Linked DNA regions of Homo sapiens: region 2 is linked to region 1. Evidence: chromatin contacts called from ENCODE Hi-C or POLR2A ChIA-PET data. All regions are on one chromosome and are shown on one strand. Each heading gives the region's core, a stretch centred on a gene start or an enhancer-like site at or near the end of the contact. The rest is flanking DNA. Distances are from core to core; before and after follow the strand shown.

Region 1 (3,981 bases), core at 569-3,068:
AACCCGGGAGATGGAGGTTGCAGTGAGCCAAGATCACCCCACTGTACTCCAGCCTGAGATCCGTCTCAAACAGAGTGAGATCCGTCTCAAAAATAACAAACAAACAGAAATAAATATAATGGAATCCTATATGGTCAATCCATTGTCATCCAAGATATCCACAATACATGGTAGAATGAATAAAACACAGTTTAAAATGTGCGAGTATAGAATGATCATGTTAATATACCCAGATGAGTTTTAAAGAAGCTATGCTTCTCTGGAATGTAAGTTCCAAAGACAGGGCTTTGTGCTCTTCACTGCTGAGTCCTTGAGGCCTAAGACAGTGCCTGGTACTTTGTAACCATGCAATCATGTTTGTTGAATGACTAAATGAAAGAATTTTAGAAAGTTTTTTACCAAAAGTTTAGCAGTGGTGGAGAGCTATTTAATAGTATTTTTTTTTTACTCTTCATATTTTCTCTATCATTTGAGTTGTCTTCAAAATGCTTGTTTCATTTTTATAGAAACAAATAATAGATTTAAATTATGTGATGATGCCTACTGCCTGTGAGATGTGGCAGTCTCACCTGTTTCAGCAGCTGTGTAAACTGGTTCAGCTCTTTTGGAAAACCATTTAACATTAAATATCCCCAAGTCACAAAATCCTTCTTCCCTTTGTCCGTTATTCCTTCATGGGATTTTATGCTAAGGAAAAAGATGCAAAACATGAAGTGATCTAGACATCCAAAGTCTTCATCCAAGTTTTTATATTAGGTAAGTAAAAACTCTGGTCAACCTAAAGACACCTCTAACAGAGGGAAGAGTGAAAGTAAATTATGGTAAATCCATTAGATGGAATTTAGGCCAGGCATGGTGGCCCACACCTGTAATCCCAGCACTTTGGACGACTGAGGCGGGGGAATCACTTGAGGTCAGAAGGTCAAGACCAGCCTGGCCAACATGGTGAAACCCCGTCTCTACTAAAAATACAAAAATTAGCCCGGCATGGTGGTGCAGGCCTGTAATCCCAGCTACTTGGGAGGCTGAGGCAGGAGAATCGATTGAAGCTGGGAGGCAGAGGTTGCAGTGAGCCAAGATTGTGCCACTGCACTCCAGCCTGGGTGACAGGGCAAGACTCCGTTTCAAAAAAAAAAGGAATTTAATGTAAAGATTACCACCTCTGAAGATCTGTAGCAATGTGAACAAAAGGAAGCTGAAAATGCAGGCATGTAATGATTTAATTTATGTGTAAACAAAACGATGATGCTGTTGTACTATGACGTAGAATCCTGGGTGCAGTTTTTTTTTCTTCTTAAAACCGCAGAAAGAATGTGGATTTTAGAGTTCTAGATAGGGGTTTTCATTTAGGCCTTGCGACATGGCTGTTACATGACCTTGGTTGGTCTGTTTCCCTAACCTCTTTGTGCCTCATTTGTCTTACCTACTAAATAGGCTAATAGTACTACCTCGCAGCATGAAGATGATTTTAATAAGATGAATGAGAGTAACGACTCGACAAACTATGGTGATTGTTTTTATTAATGCTGTTATTACATTTTCAGTTTTCAAAAAATTTTAAGCTCCCATCAGTTACAAACGGAAAGTAAAATAGCTAAAAAGGGAGTGAGAAAGAGATTCAAGAAATTGGGCTTTTGAGTTGGGCTGCACCCACTCTGGGACTCCGCAGGGGGCCTTGAGGGTGGAAAAGCCCCCGTGACCACACAGGGGCGCAGGCGCCCAGGCCGGGTGAGGCGTTCCCGGAGGTGTCCAGCAGAGGACGCTGCCGGCGGAGACGGGACCGGAAGCCGGGCCGCAGGCGGCCGGGCGTATTCGCCGACTCCTCCCGCTTCCGCTGCCGCAGCCGGTCGTAACCAAGTTGTGTCCTGTCAGCCGCTGTCCCCTTCGCCGCGATGCCGCTGGAGAACCTGGAGGAGGAGGGTCTGCCCAAGAACCCCGACTTGCGTATCGCGCAGCTGCGCTTCCTGCTCAGCCTGCCCGAGCACCGCGGAGACGCTGCCGTGCGCGACGAGCTGATGGCGGCCGTCCGCGATAACAGTGAGGCCCGCACGAGCGCCGAGTCAGCGGCCTAGGCCTGGGCCGTCCCCGCGTTCCGGAGCCTGCGGGGACTTTTTTTGATGGAGCTCCAGACCCCTCTGACGGGGTCTCAGAGACCAGGCCTGGCTTCTCCGGCCCTTAGGGTTTTGCTTTGGTTTGGGGATACCCTGGGGGACCTCGACTTGCCTCAGCGGGGTCTGCATCTCTCTGTGCCGCCTTCCCCTGTAAGGGCAGCTTGGGGGAGAATCGTGAGGCATTAATATTTACCCCTGTGCTAGGCACAGAGTAAAGGCCCCGTGACTTTCTGTCAGTGGGGACTGCTCCCGGGCGCGGGGTATTCCTGTGGGAGAGTTCAGCTTGCCTGTGGAAGGGAAATTTGGGTTCGGTTCTTTCTGGCCCTTCTGTAGTGAATGTGTATGTTTGAACATATGTATGTGAGTATGTGTGTATAAAAAGTCTTTCCCTGTTTGAAGACTTTTGGAACAGAATCCGGCAAGAGCAAACCGAGGATTGCCCTCCCTCCAGCCCTAGTAGAGGTTGGCATTGCCAGGATTGGCCGTCACGCAAACCTCCCACCAGCATACGTTTATGTTTTGCCAAGCCGATTATTAAGCGCCATCGCATGCCTTCCTGTTAGTGGGGAAGAGACTGGTGGATGACTTGTGGCGGGGCGGGGGGTGAAATACGTGGGCAGACTTTGACTTGAGGGCACAAGTGTCCCCACTCACACATCCCTCTTTTTGCATGTTAGACATGGCTCCTTACTATGAAGCCTTGTGCAAATCCCTCGACTGGCAGATAGACGTGGACCTACTCAATAAAATGAAGAAGGCAAATGAAGATGAGTTGAAGCGTTTGGATGAGGAGCTGGAAGATGCAGAGAAGAATCTAGGAGAGAGCGAAATTCGCGATGCAATGATGGCAAAGGCCGAGTACCTCTGCCGGATAGGTGACAAAGTGAGTAGAGATGGTTTTCCCTCTCTGTAGTTAGTATAGGCTAAAATTGGAGACTATTCCAGGTAATCGTTTCTCATTAAAAAAATTAACTTCGTTTTAGAAAAAGTATAAAGGTAATCATGCTTGCTTGTACTGGTGAATCAATGTAAAGATGAAAAAGTCGTCTCCATGAAATGCCTTGTCATTTCCCCAAACAGCAGCTAGGGCTGTATTCTTCCCCATTTCACCCCATGCCGATAAAAACGTAAGTGTACATCTAGAGAATTTTATTTACTGCTTTTACAAAATTGGGATCATTTTCAGCAGTTTTCTCACTTGGTTGGGAAGCACTGGTTCTGGTGTCTTTAGTACTTTACACGAGTAATACTTAGCAGAAACTAAGAAACAGTATAGTAAATGCTGAAGTTCTGTTATCTTTCTTTACTCTGTACCTGCCCAGGGATAGGCTTTTCAGTTCTTTTATTGTGCATTTATGCAAACTTTTTGGTAATTTTTTTTTTTTTTTTGAGACGGAGTTTCACTCTTGCCACCCAGGCTGGAGTACAATGGAGTGATCTTGGCTCACTGCAACCTCCACCTGCTGGGTTCAATCGATTCTCCTCCCTCAGCCTCCCGAGTAGTTGAGATTACAGGCGTGCGCCACCACACCCAGCTAATTTTTTTGTATTATTAGTAGAGACTGGATTTCAACATGTTGGCCAGGCTAGTCTCGAACTCCTGACCTCAGGTGATCCACCTGTCTCGGCCTCCGAAAGTGCTGGGATTATAGGCGTGAGCCAGTGCACCCGGTCATAAAATCTTTTTTACGTAAAATTTTATATGTAAAAGAATATAAATGCTCAATGAAAGAACCAATTTTTAAAAAAGTTAATACTTGCAGAAATTTTTAATTCTACAGAATTTTTTTTTTAAGTACATAGGATCATAGTGTATTAGTGTAGTCCTGTTTGCCCTTTTCATTCAGCATTATATTTAAGAGGTCTTTTC
Region 2 (4,008 bases), core at 1,020-3,519, 640 kb before region 1:
GGCAGTTGTTATTTTTATTGCTCATCTGTATCCAGAAACACAACTCTCCATGTCCAACCAGTGTACTTTTTGATGGGAATGTGTTGTCTTAGCTCAGGGGTGAAAACAGGTCCAGGGGAGCCTCTGCATAGGTAAGAATGCAACTGTGTTGTTTTGCATGTATGTTGCATGTGTGTATGTGCATGCAGACAGGAGAGAAAGAGAGAGCCAGAGGGACAATGAGACTGAGACAGAGACAGAGGTAGAAGAGTTTGGTATTAATAGTATGAGATTCAGTCCTTATGACCACATGCCCTGCTGCTGAAGAGGGATAGAATATATAACTCCATAAATCCTGAAAGCTTCCATTCTGTGCTTTGTGGACAATTTAAATGCTTTTCCAGCGGTATCTTTGATTGTATACTTTTTTTTCTTTCAAGCCAGTTTCCTAATTCTTACATTTCATGTTATTTCATTGTAACAAGTCAGATTAGAGAAAATAGAAGTGGTTTTTCAGAAACTATTATCTGTTTTAGCAGGTCCGAAATAAAATTTTCCCAGTGAGTAATGGAGATGTGTAGACTGTACTCCCCTTAATATAATTTAACATCAGCAAAAGTCCACTCCTTTTGTGTTGTTCTCTCTCTTTTGGAGTTATTCTGTCTTATTCTACCCTGCCACCCTGCTGACTGTTTCATCCATACACTTTCTGACAGTGACAGTGGCTCAGGGGGAATCTCTGTTGGGTTTTGCCCCTTTGGAAACTTAGGACTTCATTTTTAATCATTATTCACTTTTATCTTATAAAATATAAGAATTCATAAATTTTTAATACTGGAGGAAACTTTAGAGAGAACTTCTATTCCAGGCCTTCTCTTTATGGATAAGAGGATCAAGGCCCAGAACTTCGAAGGGACTCCTAATCTTGGAGCTAGAATGAATGGCAAAATTGAACACAGGCCTCTTACTTCCCAGTCCTGTGTTCTTTCCAGGCTGTAACAAAAGGAAAAGCTGCAGATGGTGCCTGGAAAGGGGATGTTCAAAAGTATGACTCAAATGAGCTTTGGGAAGTGCCATTGTATTTAAGTGTGGGAATAATTAAGAATGAACTGGTGAGACTGTTCAAGAAGTTGTCTCAAGCTTATAGAGAAAGATAGAAAGCTTTCAATTCATTTAAGGGATTAAGTTGTCATATCGAGAGTTGAGTGTACAGCAACCAAATATGATTTTAAAATAAATAAACCAATCAAGCCTTTTCTGAGCTGGGCCAGGGTATTGGGGAAGGTGGCCTGTGGCTGGGGAGGAAGACCAGTGAGGTTCACTGGTCATTGGAGCACAGCATGCCCCTGTGGTCACTCACTTCCGTGGTCATGGAACATGGACATTGTGATGCAAAAGGGTTTCAGCTGCAGGCCTTATAAACCAGTCCTCAGTGCCTGTAAACTAGGAGACCTGTGTATCAAAAGAATGTGGGAGATACACTCCCTACGAGTTGCTTAGATGCCTTTTTAAAGAGCTCCAGCCCAACTGCGCTTTAATCTCTGATATGAGAATGATACCTAGACCCACCACAGGCACCACATTCAGCTTCAGGGCCACCCACGAGCTGCAGTGAAATGTCAGATAGCAGGCAGATCCCAGCGGCAGGCCTGGGAGCCACTTCGTTCCAGCAGCCTTAACCTGCTGCTCATTCTAAGTAATGAGAGTCAGCACAGCCCGTGCCTCCAGAGGACTTCCTACCCACCAGGCCCTGTTCCGACACTTTATGTAGACTAAGTCATTTCACCTTCCCTACTGCCCTATTAGGCATGAACTATCATTATTCCCTTTTCACAGATGAGGAAACTGAGGCACAGAGGGCTGAAGTGACTCACCAGAGGTCACACAGATTGAATGCAGAGCAGCTGGGATTTACACACGGGTCTCTCTGATTCCCGAGCTCACACTCTTATCTCCCGTAATACGCTGTCTCTGGTATACACTCTGCAAACACTTCCTGCCTAGAATGCACCATCCTATACGGTCACCAGGAGGCCCTTGAGATGTGGCTAGTGTCACATGTTGAAATAATATTTTGCATAATGGGGTTCAATAGACTCTATTATTAAAATTAATTTCATCTGTTCCTTTTGACGTTAAAAAAACGTGGCTACTAGAAATTCTTAACTTTCACGTGTGGCTTGCATTTTATTTCTACTGGAGAGTGCAAGCTTGGGAGATGCCAAGCCGTGGCACAAAGCAGCCTGAGAGGCAGCCATGGCAAGTGCACTGCAGCCAGGACAGGGTGTCTGTGGGCAGTTGGCACCCTGACAGGCGGAAAGGTCACTCTCCCGCTACTGCTAAGAGATGGAGTGAATCGAAACCAACATTTCCTAAAGGGTACTTTGCAGGATATTAATAGCAAAACTAAATAGTCTCTTAGTAAAACACAGGCCCTGGGATGTTCAGCGTCTTATACTACTTCAAATAGATACTTTAAATATTTTCTCAAGTTATTTCAAGTGTCCCTCAGTTTCCTCATTTCTGAAATGAAGGTAATAGTTCCTACCATATCGGGTTGCTTTGAGGAATAATCAAGTTAATCCATATGAAGTGCTTAGGAGAGTGCCTGACACAGAGAAAAGCAACTCAACAAACGTTGGCCAGTATGATTATAGCCTATAGTCATTGTTGTTATCACACTTAGTTGAAGGAGCTACAGAATGGAGAATGAAAAGGACACAGAAGGGCTTTTGGGGGTAGTGCACCCAGCTCTCATGCCCAAGTCAGCAAATTTAACTCCCCAGGTAGCTGGAGGCACCCACCCCCTTAGAAGGTATTGAGGGGACCCTCAGACACCTTCCACTGCCCACCACCGCCCCTTAAAAGCCAAGAAGCTTCTCAGTTGTTGCCTTCCACTCGCACGCCCTTCTCTCCCTGAGAGGGAAGCCCATCCACACATCCCACCTGCGTCTTGTTATAGTTCTAGTGATGGTGCTGTCCCCATCACTTGCCTCTTAACTTGGCAAAGATCCCGTAAGTTTGGCAATCATGCGACTCAGCACATGTAAACTGGTTTCTTTCCTGCAAGACTTCTCAGGGCTCTTAAAATGCTAATGTGCATGGAGAAAGTTCCAGATGTGCATGCTGTGTTAAGTGTTTTGCAAAGTTAATTGATTTGTTTTTGGAACTATCTTATGGGACTAATGTTCCATAAACCACTCTCATGGAAACATAGTTTATAAAGGTTCAGGCCAGCCCAAAGTGAGTCTTAGCCACAATCTCTTCTGCCACCACTCTTTGTATTTATTTACTGTCAGCACTGTGCATGTAGCACTACTTGACACTGGGCACATCACTTAAAAAAATAATAATAAAACAAAAAAACAACAGCTCACACTATTATTTGTTTGGTTGATTTTTGTTGAGACAGGGTATCCCTATGTTGCATATGCTGGTCTTGAACTCCTAGCCTCAGGCATTCCTCCTGCCTTCACCTCCTAAATTTCTGGGATTACAGGAGGATCCACTGCACCCCATCAAAGATTCTTTCTAAAACAAAATTGTTTTGTTTGAGAATGTCAATATACTAATTTATAAAGATCAGATGTTTTGCATGCTACAAGTAAAACAATACCACTAATAATTATTATTATGTTAAATATGTATTGGACCTGTCCTCTGTGTCATGCCCTGCTTTAAGGGCATTTTATGTATTATCTCTTTTAATCTCCACAGTTACTCTTTGCAGTATGCTGTTATTACCATCATTTTACAGATGAGGAAACTGAGGCTTTAAAGAAGGAAATGACACAAGAAAGGGCAACTAGAGTAGCTTTAGGGGAGGAATGGAAACCAGGGTTGGCCTGGCTCCAGAATCCAAGTGGAACACCACAGATGATTCCTGTGCAGACTTCCTTCTCTCTGTCAAGCTTGGGTGGAGCAGAAAGGGGTCTCGCCTTGCTCCTGAATCCTCCCTTTGGTCCTGTGCTCTGTGAAGTCACAAGGTAGCCCAGCGCCTTGAGGAAACTCAGTTAAATTTTGATAAAC

What was found. Hi-C counts contacts between places; a loop is a spot of excess contacts on that map. ChIA-PET counts read pairs that join two places held with the same protein, here RNA polymerase II (POLR2A). Pooled maps may share reads with other maps.
Region 2: a loop to region 1 is called in a pooled map, with 4 times the contacts of the local background. The contact joins the enhancer-like site here to the promoter of PSMD6 in region 1. A Hi-C loop is called at or near these places in 1 of 50 pooled maps. POLR2A ChIA-PET finds 5 or more read pairs at or near these places in 2 of 52 experiments (BJ and PC-9).

Annotation. Positions count from the first base shown.
Region 1 is chr3:64,021,331-64,025,311 of GRCh38, reverse strand. PSMD6 (proteasome 26S subunit, non-ATPase 6) reads left to right here and starts at 1,818. Exons shown (of 8, transcript NM_014814.3): 1 at 1,818-2,037; 2 at 2,789-2,994. The coding sequence starts at 1,893. It overlaps LOC105377121 (a long non-coding RNA gene), which reads right to left and starts at 1,237. Exons shown (of 3, transcript XR_940906.3): 1 at 1,161-1,237; 2 at 570-687. RefSeq lists a silencer at 1,610-1,709 and enhancers at 1,272-1,893, 1,860-2,209, 1,894-2,516.
Region 2 is chr3:64,666,357-64,670,364 of GRCh38, reverse strand. All of the region lies in intron 3 of ADAMTS9 (ADAM metallopeptidase with thrombospondin type 1 motif 9), which reads left to right. Among named protein-coding and RNA genes, the nearest start is that of ADAMTS9-AS2, 17 kb to the left of the region's middle. Within about 2 kb of position 2,269, at least 9 of the 41 ENCODE cell types and tissues checked have a DNase peak (open chromatin) inside an H3K27ac peak, as active enhancers do.